Regions from separate parts of the Mus musculus genome. Here all the other regions are linked to region 1. The links are chromatin loops, found by intact Hi-C in ENCODE. Cell type or tissue: left cerebral cortex. All regions are shown on one strand.

Region 1 (5,000 bases):
GAATGCCAGTGCCAAGAAGCGGGAGTGGGTGGGTAGGGGAGCAGGGTGGAGGGAGGGTATAGGGAACTTTCGGTATAGCATTTGAAATGTATATAAAGAAAATATCTAATAATAAATAAATATAAAAAAGAAAATATCTAATAAATAAATGAATAGGGAAAAAAACCAGATGTTCCTTATGGGAAATCAGTAAATGACTTCTAAATTTGAAAAAATTAAAAAGTACTTAAAAGGATATTGTTTAACAAATATATAGTTGAACCCTCCTGGGGGCAGGGGGTGTGGTAAGTATTAAAGCTAGTGCCTGTGAGTAGGACTATGTGGCCCGGAGGCTTTGAGATCCTTCAGAAATCATGAGACCTTTAAAACATTCCAATTCACTATGTTGACAGGTATACAAATTTATTTAGTGTATGTATACAAATGTGTGTGTGTGTATGTGTGTACCATTCTGTGTGTGAGTTCCTGTAGAAGTCAGAGATCAGTCTCTGTGTGGTTCCTCACGAGCGATCCATCTTATTGTCTGAGACAAGGTCTCTCACTAAGACCTGGGGCTTGATGGTTAGGGGATGCTGGTGGCTAGCAAGCCCCAGGGATCTGCCTGAGTCCATGTCCCTAGAACTGTGATTGCAGGCACACACCATCATACCCAGCTTTTAATGTGGGTGCTGGGAACTGAACTCTCTTTCCCATGCTTACACTTTATCAACTAGACCGTCTTGCCAGCATGGAGAATTACATTTAAAAGAGGCTCAGTTGTGTTCTATCAGCCACACATTGGTGCCTGGAATCACTAAGTTAAGCCTAAACTAACAGTCTAATTAACAAATGCAGAGTTCACTTTGTTGAACAGGCTCCTCGAACCTCTTTGTATAGGATCACAGGAAGCTAGAGCTAGAACCTGGTTAAAGGGGCTAGACCCCATACAGGACTGTTGCCATGAGGGAAGGAAGAGCTCGGCACAAAACTGGGCTTATTTCCAAACACAGACCAGACAAGTGATGGTTTGCAGCCAAACTGCAGAGCGGCAATTGGTAGATGGAAAATTACTAAGAGGAAACATCAGAGTGAGAGAAAAGAGATGGTTCTGATGGGGCTGACGGGTCAGGGATCTCGCTGAAGGCTGGCCACGGTGACTGCCATTGCCTGGGGATGGAGGAAGATGAGGAGACTGATCAGATATCAAGGTTAAATAGATACTTGAGAGGGGTGGCAGCAGAGAGGGTTCTTGCCAACCTGAACCAGCAGGACCTTGCTAAAGCTGGATTTTGTAAAGAAGTATGCACAAATGAGCCTTGAAGAAGGTCCAAGAGCTTGCTGGGGCAAACAGGAACCTCTCTGTCAGGAGCCTTGGAAAAAATGCACATATCTGAGTCCTACCCTTGACTAATATTCATCAGGCCTGCTGGGGTCTGAGAACTGTCCTCCACTTTTCTGGACCAGGTGTGATATGGTGTGTGTGTGGGGGGTGGGGGTATTGTGGTGTGTGGGGGAAGGGTGTATGTATGTGTGTAGTGTGTATGTGTGAGTGTGTGTAGTGTGTGCATTGTGTGGTATAGGTATGTGTGGTGTGTGTGTGTGTGTGTTGTGTAGGGGGGTGTATGTGTAGTGTATGAGTGTGTGTGTGTAGCATGTGTGTGTGTGTAGTATGTATGTGTGCAATGTTGTGAGTGTGTGTGTATAGTGTGTGTATAAGTGTGTGTGTGCATGTGTGTGTAGTGTATGTAAGTGTATGTGAGCATGTGTGTGCATTGTGTGTGCTTGATATAGGTGTGTGTGTAGTGTGTATGTGGTATAGGGTGTATGTGTTTGTGTAGTGTGTGTGAGTGTATGTGGAGTGTGTATTTGTAGTGTGTGTATGTGTGTAAGTGTGTGAGTGTGTGTATAAGTGTGTATGTAGTGTATGAAAGTGTGTGTGAGCATGTGTGTGCATTGTGTGTGTGGTATAGGTGTGTGTGTAGTGTGTATGTGTGTGTGGTATGTGTTTGTGTAGTGTGTGTGAGTGCATGTGAAGTGTGTATATGTAGTGTATGTGTGTGTGTGTGTGTGTGTGTGTGTGTGTAGGAGGGCGTCAGGGATACTAGTTTCCTGTATATGGCTCTTTCTAGGTATGTGTCAGTGCTTATGAGTCTTTCTCCTCCCTTCTCCTTCATCCTCTTTTGTCCTGACTTAACCCAGAGGTCCCTCTGGATAATAGAAATATTGCCAGAAATTAAGTCTTAGTGTCTGCCTGCCTTTAAATTGCTGCAGTCATTTTCTTCTTCCAACCCTTGGGCGCCCTCTCCTGCCAGAAGTCTGTTAAAACCTTTGGGATTCAAAACCAACCTACAAAAACCAATCGTTTTCAATATGCTAATAATGAATTTGCTAAGAAAAAAAAATCAGGAAAAAAAACAAAATACTATTCACAATAGTTCCATATTATAACACACCTAAGAACAACCCTATCCAATAAGGTGAGGACTTTCAAACACTGAAGGACTTGAAGGAAATCCTAGAAATGTCCTGGCAGAATCAATATTGTGAAATAGCTCTTTCCAAAAGAAATCTATAGATTTGATGCGATCCGATCAAGATCCTGATGACATTCTTTCACAGAACTAGTAAAAAAAAAAATCCTAAAATTCAAATTCATTCAGCACCACAAAAGACTCCAAGATAGGCAAAGCCAACCCAGGCAGAAAGAGCAGTGCAGGAGAGAGACATCATAACACCTAATCAATCTCAATCACACCAGAGGCAAAGGACAAACCAGAACAAAAGTAGAGACAGACGAATCAGTGGACTAGCAGTGAAGACGCACATATACACGCAGCCAAAAGCATACGTGGTGGAGGTCAGGCTCGTCAACAACCGTGCAGGATAGCACACACAGAAGAACAAAATTAAATAGATTTCTTCTTCACCCTGCAAAAAAAAAAACTTAATAATAGTTTCAAGGCTTTAATTTAAGACCCAAAGCTCCGAAACTGTTCATGAAAAATCATAAACAAAACACTTGGTGATATGGGCATAGGCACGAACTTTCTAAAAATAACTGTAATTGCTCAAGATATAATTCCAGGATTGACACGTGACATTGCATGAAATTCTAAAGCTTCCACATAGCAAAGGAAATAATCAGGAGAATGAAGAGAAAGTTGACATAACGGGAGAGAATCTTTATCAACTACACACTGGACAAGGAGTTAATATCTAGGCTGTATAAAGAACTACAAAATTTAAACACCAAAAAAGAAAAAGGCATCTACTCAACACTTTAAAAAGTCTTCAATATCCTTACCCATGAGGGAAATATTAAAACTGCTTTAAGAGTTCATCTCACTCTATCAAAAAGAAAACATTGACACCAAATGCCAGGGAGGAAGGCAGAGTGTAAACTAGGGTAATCACTATCCTGGTCTGAGTGTTTACCCAAGGACTCCAAGTCACATACCATAGTCATTGCCATTCACAATATCCCGAGTCAGCATAGATCCATGATGAATGGGTAAAGACACAATGGAATTTTATTCATCCATAAGGAAAACGGAATTATGACATCTGCAGAAAAATGGATGGAAGAGTATAATGAAAATTCTGGAATTCGGGGTTCTTTGAAAAAACACAGAAATAGTATAGGATTGTGCTTTCTTTTTTTTTTTTAAATAATCCTCTGTTCTTTTTTTTTTAATTAATTTATTTATTTATTATATGTAAGTACACTGTAGCTGTCTTCAGACAGCACCAGAAGAGGGCATCAGGATCTCCGGTGGTTGTAAGCCACCATGTGGTTGCTGGGATTTGAACTTCAGACCTTTGGAAGAGCAGTCGGGTGCTCTTACCCACTGAGCCATCTCACTAGCCCAGGATTGTGCTTTCATTTTAATCCCAGGTTTGGGGCTGCTTCAGACTGTCCATAGCAGCTGACCATGGTTTACCTCATGCTCTAGCAGAAGCGTGGTTTTACCAGGTGCAGATAATTTCTGAGAGTGTGTGACAGTTAGAATTCTGGGAACTTTTCAGAGGGTATGTAAATGCTAGAGCCCTTAGAGGTGGGGTTGGTGGTTGGTGGTCATTCAGGGAGGTTGTTGCAATTTGTTAGTAGGCATGCTCAAAAAAGAAACAGACAGATAGAAACTGGATTCGAGGATCTCCATCTTTCTCTCTCCCTTGTATACTTTTTTCTCTCTTGTAAGTGTTAGGGGATGAAACCAGGGGAATAAAAGGTGGGAAAGGGAAGAACCCAAGAGGTAGCAAAGACCAGGCTACAGAAGAGCATTATGTTAAATAAAATAAGCTGTCAGAGAGACAACAGGTTTTAAAAACCTTGTATGTGGAATAGAGAATTAAAGAGAGAAGGAGAGAAGGGTAAAGAGAGAACTGTGTGCATGTGTGTACTGTGTGTGTGTATACACGTGTATGAACATGTGCATGTGTATGAACATGTACATGTGTGTGAACATGTGTCGTGTGTGTGTGTGCACATGAGCACGTGTGTGTATGTGTGTGCATATACATGTGAGTGTGCGTGTGCATGTGTGTACACTTGTGTATGTGTATGAACATGTGTATTTGTGTGTAGTGTGTGGATGTGTGTGTAATGTGTAATGTGTATATACATGTGTGCATGTGAGTGTGTGTGTATGTGTGTGTGTAAGTGTGAGAGATATGTAAGTAGAAAAGGAACTATGAGAGGAGTCAGGGAAGGAGAGATGAATGGAAAGCTAAAGGAATATGTGTCATGAAAGCAGAAGACGGCATTTGGGGGAATAAGGGACAGTAAGAGAGGAGATGCAGAGGAGGGAAGTGGAATAAGAAAAAAGTATAATGACATATATAAAAATGATCCAGTGAGACCCATTTCTTTGTACACTAACCCCCGCCCTCACCCCCCCCCCAAAAAAAAACTTAAATCCTTCAGCATCCTACCCAGAGACGGCAGCCAGTTCCCTCCCTGTTAGGTTACTTCTCAGAGCTGCGGCCAAGCTCTCAAACTCTGTGAACCATCCTGTCAGACA
Region 2 (5,000 bases), 120 kb before region 1:
ATCTCTGAAGGTCACATTTGGACCAAAGCACTGAGAACACTGAGTCCAGGGGTCTGATGACTAAATCAAGTAATTGTTTCTTCCTGAAAAGTCGATTATTTCTTTTGCTTTTCCATTTACCCTCAGTTCTGTTATGTAATGTCCTATATCTCAGGAGCATTGGACAGCAGACACTTTGCTAGGAAGTCTCTGGTGGCCTCAGCACATGGGACCTCCTGAGAGCCATAAGTGAGGAAGGGAAGGAGGGCTGGAGCAGAGCAAATTAGGCTAACCTCTCTCTGTGGGGAGGAGTCTAGACTGTAGACAACTAGAGAGAGGGTTTTATAGCTGTGGGTCTTCCCCCACAGCCACCTGGCAGAGCTAATGTCCCTAGAAGTCTGTCTGGATCCCAGTTACTAGGAATCAGAACTGAATCAAGAGTCCTGTCACCTTCTCAAGCCACTACCAAGGAGATACATGTAATTCTCCAGCCTGTTGCTCTGCCTCTGAACTGAACAGGGCATGACCTAGACTTCCTGGAGCATTAAAGGGCTCAGAACTCAGGATGTCTCTATCTTGAAAAAGATAGTCACCTTAGCCACTGTTCTATTGCTGTTAAGAAACACCATAACCAAGGCAACTATTATAAGGAAAAGCATTTAATCAGGGCTGGCTTACAGTTTCAGAGGTCTGGTCCATTATTATCACAGCAGAAACCATGGTGGCATTTAGGCAGGCACTGGAGCAGTAGATGAGAGCTATATTCCTGATCCATAGGCAGAGAGAAGAGTCTATAGGTCTGGCATGGACTTTTGAAACCTCAGAGTCCATCGACGGTGACACAGTTCCTCCAACAAGGCCATACCTTCTAATCCTTCTCAAGTAGTTTCACTCCCTGATGGCGAAGCATTCAAATATATGGGCCTATGGGGCTATTCTTCTTATTCAAGCCACCACAACAGTCATCCCAGAAGGGGAGACCATCCATCACCCCTACATCAGAGAGCCATATGGCAAGACCTTGCTGTCCAGGAACACCCAGATCTGAGACCTGTAGACATCCTCTTCCTATCCTGTCTGTAGTTCACCAGCTTACTTGATTGGCTAGGTGGATAGATCTTGTAGTTCTTCACATTGATTCCTGCCTAGAAAGTGTCCTCTTCCTCTGTGCGTTTCATATCCCTTATCTCATTGAATTTCTAGGACTCCCTTGTTGAAGTAAGTGTGTGTGTGTGTGTGTGTGTGTGTGTGTGTGTCACAAGCTGGAGTTTTCACAGAGAAAGGAGCCTCCCTTGAGGAAATGCCTCCCTGAGATTCAGCTGTAAGGCCTTTTCTCAATTAGTGATCAAGGGTGGGAGGGTCCATGTGGGTGGTGCCATCCCTGAGCTGGTGTCCTGGGTTCTGTAAGAAAGCAAGCTGAACAAGCCAGGGGAAGCAGGCCAGTAAGCAACATCCCTCCATGGCCTCTGCATCAACTCTTGCCTCCAAGTTCCTGCCCTGTGTGAGTTCCTGTCCTGACTGCCTTGGGTGATGAACAGCAATATGGAAGTGTAAGCTGACTAAATCCTTTCCTCCCCAACTTGCTTATTGGTCATGATGGTTTATGCAGGAATACAAACCCTGACTGACTAAGACAAGAAACATCAAGATACCCACTTATTCACTAAAGGGCTCAAGACATCCCTCAGCAGTTAAGAGCACACATTGCTCTTCCAGAGGATCCAAATTTAGTTCCCAGGTCTCACATCAGACATCTCACAGCTGCCTGTAACTCCAACTCTAGGAGATATGATGCTCTCTTCTGGCCTCTGTGGGCACCTGCACTCCCATGTACATACCCACACACAGACATACATAAACACATATACATACTTTTAAATAATAAAAAGGTCCTTTAAAAGAAACTGAGGGTTTCTTTGCCATAGCAAATCAATCCAGAGTTAGCCCAAAGTCAGCCTTCCTCTGTGATTCTCAACGTCTTCACTGTAGTGGTTTGCATTTGGGGTTCATCTAAAGAAGGTACCTACCCATGGAGGCCAGTGATTGATTCACCAACATTTCCAGAATATGCCTGCTCTGTGCTGGGTGTCGTCAGATGCAGAAAGCTATCCAGAAGCCCCTGTGGTCTTGCTGGGTTCTTTTTACAGATGAAGGATGAGGTGGCTTAGGCTCGGTCACCTGGAATTTACCCTGGCACTAACCACCTTAGATCTCCCCTCCTGTGGGAGGGGAAACTCAAAGAAAGTGGGGAGTGAAGCCTGTGCCTAGCATGCTGCCATGCTCCTAGAAGACTCTTGACACACACTTGCTGCCCTTCCAAACAAAGACAGGGAGCCGCCATCACCACCCAGCTCAGAAATACAGAGACCATGGACGAAGGCAAGGGGCTGGCCACAAACAGTCCAACCAAGAAAATGATATGCCTACTCTGTGCCACTAGAGGGCAGTACAGCTCACTGGGAGGAGGGGTAAGCCAGGATGAGCCCCAAGACAAGCTTTCCTGGAGTAGGGGGCTCCATTGCGCATGTCTTTAGACAAAGACTTCTAATGTGCCCCTGATAACACACTGTTGGGTCAGGCTGAGATCTGCTACTCAGTTTCTTACACACAAGGAAAGCAAGATTGCTGAGATGGGAAATTTGGACTCCTCCCAGGGAATCCAGCTGAGAGCATTGCTCAGGGAACAGACTCTAAGTCCCCTCAGAACCAAACCCAGGTTGAATCCACAACTGTCTACAAGGTCTATGCTAAATCTGGGAGAGTAAGTCTACTCACTGTCAGCCCCCCACTGCCCACCCCCCACCCCAGGGTATCCCCGTTTAGTCTATCCATTCCAAAAGGATCAGAGAAAAACAGGAAAGAAATGAAAGCCTGGTGGCTGGATCAGACTCTGTTAAGTAGTCATGATAAAGTCTGGATGAAGGAAGTTAGCTCCATGGCTATGCACTGCCAGCCACCACCATGGCCCCCACTCAAGAGCACGGGTGTTTCAAGGTCACTCACTGGAGAGTCATTGCTTCTTCCTCTAGTTCCCACCCTTCAGAGCTCAAGCTGTGGATATGGAAATCAGCACTACTAATGGTTTCACAGAGAATGCCTTGATTCCTGACAAGGACCAGGAGCAGGTCCTCACGTAGGAACTAGTCGTGTCAGAGTAGAATTCAGAAGTCCAGAGTGGTGAGCTTTATGCCCCTTCTACACACACACACACACACAGCCCCTTCTACATACATAATCACACACACACACACACACACACACACACACAAACACACACACACACACATACACACACACACTGCCCCTTCTACATACATAATCACACACACACACACACACACACACACAATGCCCCTTCTACATACACAATCACACACACACATACACACACAAACAATGGCCCTTCTACACACAAACATACACACCGTCTACCAAGGCTAGGATCATTGTACTCAGACCACAAAGACAGTAGATCCCTCCAGAGCTGGGCCACATAGCAGATACCAAGCTGAGGATGGAGGGATGCCCTCCACCTTGTAGATGCTCCAGTGTAGGGCCATCAACTTACAGAGTGACATGAATGCTTTATGAATCCTGACAAGAGCAGGAAGGATGAAGTGAGATAAGAAGCCACAGGGAGGAGAAAGGAGAGTCTAGCTGAAGCCGAATCAACAGCCCACCCAACACTCTGCAGACTGTGGAATAACCTGGGAGGGTGGTGAGAACTAGCTGTTTGTGTATTCTTTTGGATACTGTCATTGACAGCCCTCCTCCTCCTTCATGGTGTCAAACACAGAACACTCTAGAAAACTCATTCTTGGTTTCCATTTGCTCCCTCAGGTTCGAGAGTCATGTGGAAATTCTTTCTCCTGGGAAGTGATGGGTATCCAGGCCACAGAGATCCAGTTCCTACCCCTCAAAGCTCTCTGTTGTGCAAGGGGACAACCTGGTGTGTTAGGCCAGTGCCATCTCTGCTTGTACAGAGATGTGGGAGCTCTCAGCAGAGGGGTCTTTCACGTGTCTGTATAGGAAGGACACTTGAGGGGTGAAGACATTAAAGAGCCAGGTCAAATTAAAATATGAGCCTCTCCCCAGCCATTGGAACAGCATGGACCAGGACATTGTGTGAAGAGCCCATTGCAAGTCCCAGTGGAGAGGTCTTATTGTTTAAGACAAATCAATACCAAAGTGGCTTGTCTGTATCGATTTATGTCTGTGTGCCAGCCTGTCTCCCTGTCCTGTCATTGTTCTTTCTCCCTCCCACCACTCTCCTGTCAGCCATTCCATTCTCTTGTTTCTAGCCTCAGATTAGGAATGTCTCTCCACCTCCCCATCCTCCTTGTTACACATTTCTCTCTGCAGCCCTTCCTGCACTCTGACTCTGCAGTAGCATGGCTCCTTCCTGCCCCAGGACCTTTGTCTGTGCTCCCTTCCTGCACTCTGACCCTGCAGTAGCATGGCTCCTTCCTGCCCCAGGACCTTTGTCTGTGCTCCCTTCCTGCACTCTGACCCTGCAGTAACATGGCTCCTTCCTGCCCCAGGACCTTTGCCTGTGCTGCTTTTGTTTGTCTCAGTCTGACTTCTCATGCATCAGATTCTTCGGCTCACTATCATTTCCCCTGTCGTCCTTGGCAGGTCAATGATCACTGATCTGCCTGCCTTCCTCTCCCATCCTCATCACACACATGAGAGGAAAACAAGCTCAGGGAGATGCAGCTGTGGAGGGAGAAGCCGGGTCCGTAGGGCAGCTTCTAGCCCTGCCAGTCACCTGAGAGTCAAACAGCTCAGACCCGCCCTTGCTCTGGATGAAGGGTGTTCCTCGATGTGTGCGGTCCTTCCTTTGGGTCATGCCTCTTCCTCTTTCCCCTGCTGCCTGCTTAGTCCAGGCTCTAACAACTTGACTGATCCACATCCTAGGGCAGTAGAAATCCTGTGAGTATAGGGACCAAGTGTAGTTTCACATCCCTAGCATCAGCTCACAGCATGTAATAAATATTTTACGGGATGTATTTATTTTTATG
Region 3 (5,000 bases), 110 kb before region 1:
TTGGGTGTTCCTCCCCAGGAGTTTCTGGGATCCTGATGGCTGATGAGCCACTGGTTTGCAGCCTATGAGCTGGACACAGTTTATGCCAGGTGTGCAGATGTCACCCGTGCCTGTGACACCACAAGAAGGGTAGAGCTGTGATGGATGACAGTGAACTCTGGGAATTTCATGTACTCCTCAAAAAGACAATGTAAAAACTGGTATTGGAGAAGACCTTGCCTGCATGATCCTGTGCGTGCTCTGAGCAGACCCAGGTCCATTCTGCTGCTGTTGGGTAATAAGAAATTACTTCATCAAGGAAATGTGAGTACTGGCAGGGTAGACTGCAGTAAGCACATGTCTGTAGTAGTCTTCAGAGCCTTTCAGGAGCTGATGTGGACCAGGACTCTGCGTACAACATCAGTGCAGAAAAACTATTCACGGAGAGTTCCTCTCAGTACGTACAGCCGAGAAACAGGGACTCATCTAGTTAAGTTTCCATCTTTCACTAAAGAAAAAGGTAAAAATCCAGAGGTGTATAGTGATCTGCCTTTGGGCTGCACAGTGTCAGAGTGCCAAACCATGATAGGAGCTTCTAGTGTGTTCCCTATCCAGACTCTGGAATCCAAAGATACAGATACAGAGTATCTGGTACAGGCCAGAATTTAGGAAATTGTGGTACCAGGTCAGGGAAACCTCCGGCTTTCACCCTCTGGACCAGTATAGTCAGATGGTATGTGGCTCTGTGGATGTGTGCGCCCCTGCTTGGAGGCAGGGGTGCATATTTTTATTAAAGATGACACAACTGATAACTTCCCTCCTAGTACCCCCAGGCCTTCAGTGCCATGCTTCCAACAATCTGGGAGAAGAGGGCAAAGAAGTCTGAGGGTGGCTGACAGTAGAGTTCTGGTGTAGGGCACATGCTTAGTATGGGAGACTCTGGATAGACTCAGCCCACAGCAGCAGAGATAAAAGAACAAGTCTTGGAGTACCCTGATTCACCTGGGGTTAGTGAGAGCTGGTGAGGCACACTCTTACTGAGAAACCACAATCAGGAGTACTGAAAGTATACCAGTGTCTCCTGTGGGTAGAACTGAGAGCCATTATCTGCACATTTAGAACCACAGAGATTGCACTCAGAGATTCTTTGTCCCCACCCTCACCCTTATGATGTGTCTAGGCCAGCGAAGAGGCACCATCTCATCCCTGCATTGTGTGCATAGGGTGGAGAGAAGGGGTTGGGATTGAGTGCCTTCAGGTAATGACACAAGGATTCCAGGTCTCTAGCAGGGCAACACTGACTCCCCAAATAGTTCAAATAGCAGAGAGGAGACGATGTGGAGCAAGGGGGTACGGGTAAGAGAGAAGCTCCAGGAGGTGTGGGGTTACGGTATCTCTACACATGATGGCAGTGAGGAGGACACTGCAGACATGCCTTATCTTCCCAAGAGTTCCATCCCGGTGTAGTATGGAGCCAGACCAAATGGAGCTGGGAAGGACAGGATAGTGAGCCCTAGGGGTCACCAGGAAGAGGTCTTTTACCTGCTGGGCTCATGGCCCAAGAATCTCTCAGCAGCATCTCATCAGTAGCCAGGCTGGCTGCCAACATGAACCAGAACACCTATCCTGGAAGTACAGAAAGGACTCATACATGCCAGGGCTGTAGTTGTCCTGCATGTCCTCTGGGAAGAAGTGTTCCCTTTGTCTCTTCCCTTGCTACAAGCTTAAAAGACCCCCCAAGAGGCTAGGAAGACCAAACAGAAACTACAACAGCAAGTCTATGGGGTTATTTCTAGAAAGGATGGTTACTTGAAACAGGGTGGCTTCAGAGTGCCATATGTATTGTAGGAGAGGGGAACTGAAGAAGAAGAAGCACATCGACTTAGGTAAAATGTCCCAGAGAGGCTCTGCTGATTGAGTACTAGACTCAGATCCCATTAGTCTACTGCTGCCAGGACAATGGCAAGAAGCAAGGCAATCTGGCTTTCTGTTGCCACCCTGTTCCCTTCCTCCTGAACTTCGGTCAGGACTCCATATCGTGGGTTTCAGCTGGGGTGCCACCCTCTATGCAGGCTCAGAGCAGTGCAAAGAATGCTTCGTACCCATCTTAAACCTAGCCCCTATCTGAAGCCCTCCCAGCCAATCTCCAGGGGCTGAGGCTAGTTGTACCTCCTGTGTGCACCAGGCTTAGTAATGGGTCCTGCATATTGAGAACGCTTGTCCTTCAGGCTCATTACCTAGCACTTTGCCTGTTTACCTGTCTACTTACATAGATGCAGTCTTTCTAGATTGCAAGCACTTAAGGGTCAGACTTGTGTCACAGAAATATCTGTATTCAGTACTGGGTATATAGGAGGTATTCATTCAATAAATGCTCACCAAATGAAAGAATGTCACCTCTATGATTCAGAGATGATTGCATGTGAACATAGTCATTTTCCTTGCCACAAGTCTTTGGTATAGAATCCTCACAATGATCTCACTTTGTTGAGGAGTGAAGGGCATGAACTGGGTACACAGGCCAACATGGAGGATGCCTCTTGAAGGCCTCCATGGAGGTGAAATTTGTCCTAAGTCTCAGAGGACTCTGTGGGGATTGCTCCTACGCTCTAAAATCTGATGGCAGTTGTCATAGGAAATAGTGTGAGGCAGAGTGCCTTGGAAGCAAACCAAATAATATTAGTGCTCAGGGTGTCTCTGAATTTTTCTCTTCTACTGAAAGATCTGGGTTGCTGAAGTCAGGGGAGAAGAGGCCAGTGAGGCTGGAGCAGAAAGCAGCATGACCCAGCTGGGGGTGTAGGCAGCTCCTTCCCTACCCACCTGTGACCACCCTACCTAGCCTGGGCCCCCTTCCCAGGAGGTCTCCATGACACCATGGATTGTAGGAGTCCCTGAAGGTGTAGGGTCCAGATCTGGGGCGCTGAGTGTTCCACACAGATGATGAAGCCAAGTTGTTAGGACTCTATGTATGGGAGGAGCGGTGGGCGGGAAAGATGTTTTCTATGGCTTCGTCTCAGCTAAGAATACTATGTTTTTAAAGCTATTTAGGAGCAATGGAAAGGAAGGAACATTGAGCACAGATCAGCTAATGAGACCTGGGAGCCTCCTACTGAGCAGGCAGCCATTCTCCACAGCTCCTGCAGGGGGAGTGATGTGCACAGCTGAGGTCTCCTTGCCCAGGCTCTTCATTAGCCCCTCACGTGGAACAAGCTCCTGTCCTGTTGTTCTGTGGAGGGGAAAAACCAAAGGGGAGGCATGCAAACCAACTTTGTCTTTTGTGCACCTTTAGACATGCACACCTTTTACCCTGGGCCCTGCTTTCTTCAAGACTGCCTGCCCCTAGGGTGTTACCCAATAGGAGACTGTCCCTGGAGACTACCAAGATTGACATGTTATTATTGAAAAGCTCAAGTACAAAACTTCCTCTTCCTTTTCCTTTTCTTGCTGCCTGGTAGGTGGGGTCCAGGCATTCCCCCACACCAAGGATCCTGAGATATTTGGAATTCAGAATCTGCAAAGGGCCTGACACCCTATCAGTCCTCCTCAGGGCACCTGCCCCACCCAGCCCAAGAGGTTAATATGGAGCAGAGAGAGGATTTGAACCCCAGTTCCAAACCTGTGCTCTTCACAGAGCTGAAGAAACACAGGATTTTGTGCACATGTGTGTAGGCATGTGTGAGTGTGTACATATGTAAAGACCAGAGAACAGCCTCAGCTGTCATTCTTCAGGGGCCTCGTTTTGTTTCTTGCTTTGTTTTGTTTATTGAGACCTAGAGCTCCCTGAGTGGAATAGGCTAGCCCAGCAGTGAACCCAACCAGTCCACCTCCCCAGGGCTGGGGTTACAAGTGAGTGCTACTCTCTTCAGCTTTTCCCAGAGATCGAACACAGGTCCTCATGCCTCCATGATAAGCACTTTACTGGCTGCATTCTCTCCACAGACTTCTAAAAGGCCTCAAGATTTTATAGACATTGTTTTTTATTTAAGGTGGGATCAGACAGACAGCCACTGTCTAAAAGGAATAACCACTAGACACATGCACCCATCTCTCTGTCAGGTTCAAGAGGTAGGGTGTTGGCAGAACTGCTCTTTCCTGTCACTCTTGGACACTCAGCAACCATGCTCCCTGCTGGCCTGGCTTCCCCATCTTGAGGCCCTCCTGTTTTAGTTTTCTCTGGGGAAGCATCTCTGTGCAGTTTTCACTTGTTTGACGCCTTTGCCAGCTTCAAATCTCAGCCTAAATCCAACCTGCTTACAAGGCCTCCATTGGCTTTATTAGAAGACACCCTTGTTTGTCCCCATTACACACCAAGTGTCTGGTCACTTAGTCATCCGCATGGGAGTTTGCTAGCTGGCTCATTGCCTGCTTCTTTTGCCTGGCTATCCCAGAAGGAGGGCCACGGTCCAGTTTGTCTATCATCACATATCCAGCTCCTGGAGCAGCACAGGAGCATTCCCAGGTGCAGCCCCAGAGCTCTGATGCAAATGAGGATATGCTTCAATTCAGATGCTCACAAAAGTCTACCCAGCTCCATGCTCATGCTGTGGGGATGGCAGGGGAAACACACTGCTCCTTTGCAGACACTGTGGCAGGTAGGAGTAAGAACAGGAGGCAGAACTGTGATGGTAAGAAGGAGCCAGGCTGAATAAACACAGGAAGTTCCTGGGTTCATCTGGGATGCCCAAAAGCTAGATGCAGCGTGTAAATGTGTGTCTTGTGCACCGTTACTAGTGCACACAGATTTCTGTTGGGTTTCCACCTTCCATCTACACCCCTGTTTCACCTCCCAAGCAGACACAGAGCAGTCACTCAGTGGATTTGCTCTAGCAATTTTAGAATGCAAGTGGGAGAATGTTCTTATTTTTGCCACTTCTCAGGTTCTACTCCCAGGCTTTCCTTCTGGCCGTTACATCACGATCTGGGTGTTTCTGATTCTTTTGCAACCTGTTCTGTCTTCTTCGAGAAACACTCTGATCAGACCTTGTCTTTCTCCCCTCCTCCGCATGAAGCTTCTCAGGCAG
Region 4 (5,000 bases), 68 kb before region 1:
TTATTTTGGCTGTCATACCTTATAATTCATGATAATATTTTCCTATGTACACAGTAATTTCCATGGTATAGTAATGCTGTGAGACCCATTACATAAACTCATTCTGTAGTTAAAAATGACCTTGAACTCCTGTTCCTCCAGCTTCTACCTTCTAAATGTTCTGGGCTTGCCAGGTATGCACACTGTGCCCAGCCCCAAACCCACAACCTATCTCCCTACCCTTCTCTGGCCTTTCACATACTAGGCAGAGTATGAGCGCTACCACTGAGCTATGTCACCAGCAATAGCCACAACTTAAATGGAGTGTCTGTTCTGCTTTGTGGGTCTGTTCTGGTCCTACTCCTTCCACTCCACCCTACCCACCCTGGGTTGTCACCTGCACAGCAGTGGTAGAACCTCCAGGATTAGGGGCACAGCGGTCGGCATGTCCGTGACAGAAGCAACTCCCCTGTAGACGTAGCTGTGACACTGCAAAGTAGGCGCTGGGTGGATAGGAGCCCCTCTGGGGCACAGGGGCCAGCTTGGTGAAGTTGACTCTCAAGTTTGTGATGTCCCCAAGTTCTGAGAGTGGCACCAGCAAGAGGAGAGGTAAAAAGACAAGAAGTTAAAGGCCAATGGAATCTCCTTTTCTACCTTCCCATCATACCACAGACACCCCCACCCTCAGCCTTCTCACAGCATCTCCCTGGAGGGTGAGCAAGGCAAGCAGTGTTTCCCAGCCACATCGGGGAAGTAGGAAGGAACTGGGAATTTCGATGACCCAGCTTCCCGCCTGTTTCCTACCCCCACTACCAGTCCCACAGAAAAGAGGAAGACTCAAACAAACCTTGAATCTTTTTACTTTGAGATGCAGGGATAGCTGATGCTAAATCCATAAGGTTAAGTTGGACCTGATCAGAGAGAAGAAAGGTCAGGACTACAGTGGAGACATGTACATGAAGCTCAGAAGCTTCCTTCTCATTCATCCTCATTCCCCTTACACCCTTCTCAAACCTGAGGCAGACCATGGCCCTGAGGCCTGCCACTGTGCTAGTAGAACAGATGGCCACTGGACCCTAAAAGAGCATACACGGTGTGTGTGTGTGTGTGTGTGTGTGTGTGTGTGTGGTGTGCATGTGTGTATGTGTATGTGCATGTGTGTATGTATGTGTGCATGCATGTGTGTGTGTTGGAAAATATAGGTCTACCAAGAATTTCCTGCTATCTCATCTATGACACAGGAGGGCTTGTGCAATGCTTTTTTTTTTTTAGTAGTTTTAAGTTAATGGGTTTTGTTGTTGTTGTTGTTGTTGTTGTTATTGTTGTGTGTGTGTGTGTGTGTGTGTGTGTGTATGAAATGATGGTGTACCATGGCATGTATATGGAGGTCAGAGGACAACTCTGTGGAGTTGATTTTCTCTTTCTAGCTTTACATGGCTTCTGGTGATCACACTCACAACACCAGGCTTGCATGGCAAGCACATGACTCACCGAGCTATCTTGCCAGCCCTACTGTTAGTTTTTTACATTGGTATACACAACAATGGGTTTTGTCTGATATTTTCATGCATAGAAGGTGGTAACTTTCTAGTGTCTGGATAGCGTTGGCCACCCTGGTCACTGACAGTTTTGAGTATGCTTTCATTTACTCTACAAACCGCTCACCACATGTGACTTCTTGGCATATCCCACCAAGTTTTCATTTTAACCCCCTATAAATGAGGAAGAAGCCTTGGTCTCTGCTCAGGGTTAGGAACAAGTGGACACAAACGCTGAGTAAAACTTTAATCAAGTAGCTCAGCAGTTCTCAACCTGTGGTCGCAACCCCTTAGATTGAATGATCTTTTCACAAGGGTCTCCTAAGGCCATTGAAAAACAGAGATATTTACATTAAAATTCATAACAACAGCAAGATTGCATTTATGAGGTAGCAACAAAAATAATTTTGTGGTTGGGGTTATCACACCATGAAGGAATCAATGAAGGTTAAGGACCACCATTAGGTGAGCACAGGAAATCTGAGGCCACAGGGGGGCAGCACTCAGCCTGCGTGTCACCTGAGCTGCTTCCCCTCCAAGCTACAGCCTCCTCTTCCATAGAGAATGGGATATGCTTTGGGAAGGAATTTGACCATATGGAGAAGATTCCCAGAAAAAGTTCCAGGTATTTCTAGAGGCAAGTTGTAATTTTTACTCTAGACGCCTTTGGAGCTATGGGTTATTCTTGAATTTCCCTCCAATCTGGCAGTCTGATAGATTCATTTTTGTGATAACTCTTCTGAAAGTGAAATTACATGTGTTCTTTGCTCAGTCGTGTGTAAGTAGTCACCCCAAAGACCTCACAACAAAGCCCACACAGGGATTCCATGAGCCTTATAGGAAGAAGCCAGGGAAAGTTAGGGCCAAGGATGCCATAGATGTGGCAAGATGTTTCTGGAAGGTCCCAGCAAGATGACCTGACCTGACCTGGCACGTTCTCACTTCTTGACTGAGAGATATGGGCTTCCTCCCTTTGCCTGATGGTTCAAGTTCCCTGTACCTACCTTTCCCCCAGTCAGATGCCCATTAGGCCTCTGGGACAAGGGCCGGCACCGGACGTCCTGCCAGTTCTTGGGCTGGCCCTGGTGGACCTGGGGAAAGGTGCTGGCACAGTCTGTCGCCAGGTACTGGTACACCCTCCATGTCTTGCCAAAGTCAGAAGAGCGCTCAATCAACATGCCAGCTGGTGTGAGACCCTGGAGAGATATGGGGCAGGGGTGTGGAATAGGGTTGAGTGACAGAGGGAAAGAAGGAGCCACAACTACAGAAGCAGGCTCCTGCAGAGAGAAGGGAGAGATGGCCTAGCAAGGACTATGGCAAGTGACAGGGGTCGGTGCCCCACCCCCACCCCAAGCCACCCTACCATCATGTTCAGCCTCTCCGTTGGCCCCAAAGCAACAAGACTGAGTGAGCACAGGCTGAAACCTCTGAACCTATGACCCAAATCACTCCCCTTCCCTGGTTAAGCTCTTCATCTTGGGTGTCTTGTCACAGTAACAGAATGAAGACCAACACACACACCCTTCTTAAATAAACTCTAACCCAAGCTTATATGCAGAGACTCTGTGCTCCTTGCTTAGCCCTCACTGGTGCCCACCTCAGCGAGCCCACCCCCCTCTTCAGCATTTCCACAGGTGTCCTGCTCGAAACACTCCTCCCTTATGGGTTTCTTCTCATCTTTTGTTGGAAGTTTGAATGTCACTTCTGCGTGGAGATTTTTCATACCTATCTAACTTGCATTCTTCTGCCTAGCCCATGCTGTGTTTCCCAGTCTAGCATCTGGCTTCCCTCAGAAACAGCACCATCATTCTGACTATTTACTAGCCAATTTCCTATTTTCTAGGCAGGATTTCCCAGCTTCCACAGAGTTCCTATTTGGGGGTGGGCAAAGGTGCAATCAGCCTGCTCTGTGAACTGCAAAACGCTCATCAGCATCTCCGACTTCAGCCCACTGTATGTCATTGCATACCCACAGATGTGATAACCAAAAAACGTCTCCAGAAATTGCTGGAAGCCCCTCCCAGACTAGTCATAATGCCACCATGTCCAGGTTCATTGTGACTTCATTTTAAATGTCTTTCTATCTCTAACTCTTGATGCCAGTTCTACCATACAGTCAGTGTTTGGTATGTGCGTAAACAAACCCGATATAAGAATGGAAGACAGCTGAGCAACAAAAGCATTTAACAATATCCGAGTTAACACTGCCTTTCAGAACTGTCACCTTGAGAGACTGCACTGCTGGCATTTCTCAAAATACTTTGGCCTTTTGTAGGGCAGGGCTCTCAGAGCCAACTTCCTCAGCCATACAGGAAACTGGGTCCTGTTACATTTCACCCCACACTCTGGAAAGTCTTATAGATTTTCCTGATTGTCTCATCTTATTAATGAGACCTTATCCTTTTGTGCTTGACTATTTCTGTATAAAGAATAAAATTAAATCCTCTCTGAAGAAAGCACATGACCTGTCACAAATGAATGAAAACCATTGTCTCTAAGAGGAGAGCGTAAGACGGGAGGAGGGATTCCAGAGGCCATAGAGTTGATGGGATAGACTGTTCTCCAAGAGCGGTGTGCCACTGTGTGTCCTTCCTGTGGATAGGTAAGCTCCTGGATGCTCGATAAACTTGATCTCATCTTCAAAGTTGTTAAAATACAGTACACCAGCATCTGGGAAGATGATAGCTGTGCTTGGTGTGTAAGTTTGAGGACCAGAGTTCAGATCTCTAGCTCAGTGTTTCCCTGCATCATCAGTGATCCACCTGTGGAGATGATGACTGGAAGGATCCACCCTCGCCTCATGCTCTCTGCCATGATAGTCAACCTCAGCTTAGTCAATAGAGCAGCCACTATAGGCTGAAGTTTCTGACACCCTGAGCCAAAATAAATCCTTTCTCCGCAAATTGGTTTCTCAAAGACTTGTCACAGCAATGAAGCAGGATTAACAGATGTTTACCACATAGGCTTACATTCCTGGTATATTCTACTTATTTTGTGTATTTGGGTATACAGAGGTTGATGCCTTTCTCAATAGTTCTTCACCTTGTTTTTTGAGACAGGCATTACTATTGAATTTGGAGCTCACTGATTCGACTAGAATTGCTGGCTAATTAGCCCCCGGGCATCCATCTGCCCCAGCCCTCCTTCCCTCAGTGCTGAATTATAGGCTACGCCCAGGAGTGAAGTACAACAGATCACTAATGATGGATCCAGTAAGACCAGGAGTAGGGAGAGGGTAAGAAACAAAGAAAGGGAATGTCCAGACGAATAGGGCCCCAAAGGGCATGCCCTCAGTGACTGACTTCTTTCAACCAGGCCCTACCTGAAAGTCTCCATCACTTTGATATAATGCCACAGATTATCAATGGATTGATGCATTGGTTCCATCAGAGGCCTCATGATCCAATTAACTCTTGATGACTAGGTCCACCCATTGGGGACCAAGCCATCAACACATGAGCTATTCCAGGGACATTTCATATC

The links. A loop is a pair of places that touch in the nucleus more often than their neighbours do. Peaks named below come from ENCODE experiments on the same cell type or tissue, not always from the same donor. Only the 100,000 strongest peaks of a DNase experiment are listed, where the experiment ranks them.
Region 2: a loop joins it to region 1, with 10 times the contacts of the local background. A loop is called at or near these places in 31 of 42 quality-filtered maps.
Region 3: it touches region 1 in a loop (5-fold over the local background); 29 of 42 quality-filtered maps call a loop at or near these places.
Region 4: a loop joins it to region 1, with 6 times the contacts of the local background. A loop is called at or near these places in 29 of 42 quality-filtered maps.

Annotation. Positions count from the first base shown.
Region 1 is chr1:193,252,967-193,257,966 of GRCm38, reverse strand. It overlaps a transcript of Hsd11b1 not described here. Among named protein-coding and RNA genes, the nearest start is that of Hsd11b1, 13 kb to the right of the region's middle. In left cerebral cortex, a CTCF peak has its summit at 2,304 (motif pointing left); DNase peaks (open chromatin) are centred at 1,028 and 2,268; H3K27ac peaks cover 358 bases.
Region 2 is chr1:193,374,377-193,379,376 of GRCm38, reverse strand. No RefSeq gene overlaps it. Among named protein-coding and RNA genes, the nearest start is that of Camk1g, 6.6 kb to the right of the region's middle. In left cerebral cortex, a CTCF peak has its summit at 2,419 (motif pointing right); a DNase peak (open chromatin) is centred at 2,438.
Region 3 is chr1:193,362,122-193,367,121 of GRCm38, reverse strand. It overlaps Camk1g (calcium/calmodulin-dependent protein kinase I gamma), which reads left to right. Exons shown (of 13, transcript NM_144817.2): 2 at 4,989-5,000. Among named protein-coding and RNA genes, the nearest start is that of Camk1g, 5.7 kb to the left of the region's middle. In left cerebral cortex, a CTCF peak has its summit at 3,113; DNase peaks (open chromatin) are centred at 3,019 and 4,839; H3K27ac peaks cover 797 bases.
Region 4 is chr1:193,321,450-193,326,449 of GRCm38, reverse strand. Lamb3 (laminin, beta 3) reads right to left here. Exons shown (of 23, transcript NM_008484.2): 6 at 2,522-2,713; 7 at 827-890; 8 at 377-561. Among named protein-coding and RNA genes, the nearest start is that of Gm51741, 19 kb to the left of the region's middle. In left cerebral cortex, a CTCF peak has its summit at 2,000 (motif pointing right); a DNase peak (open chromatin) is centred at 2,022.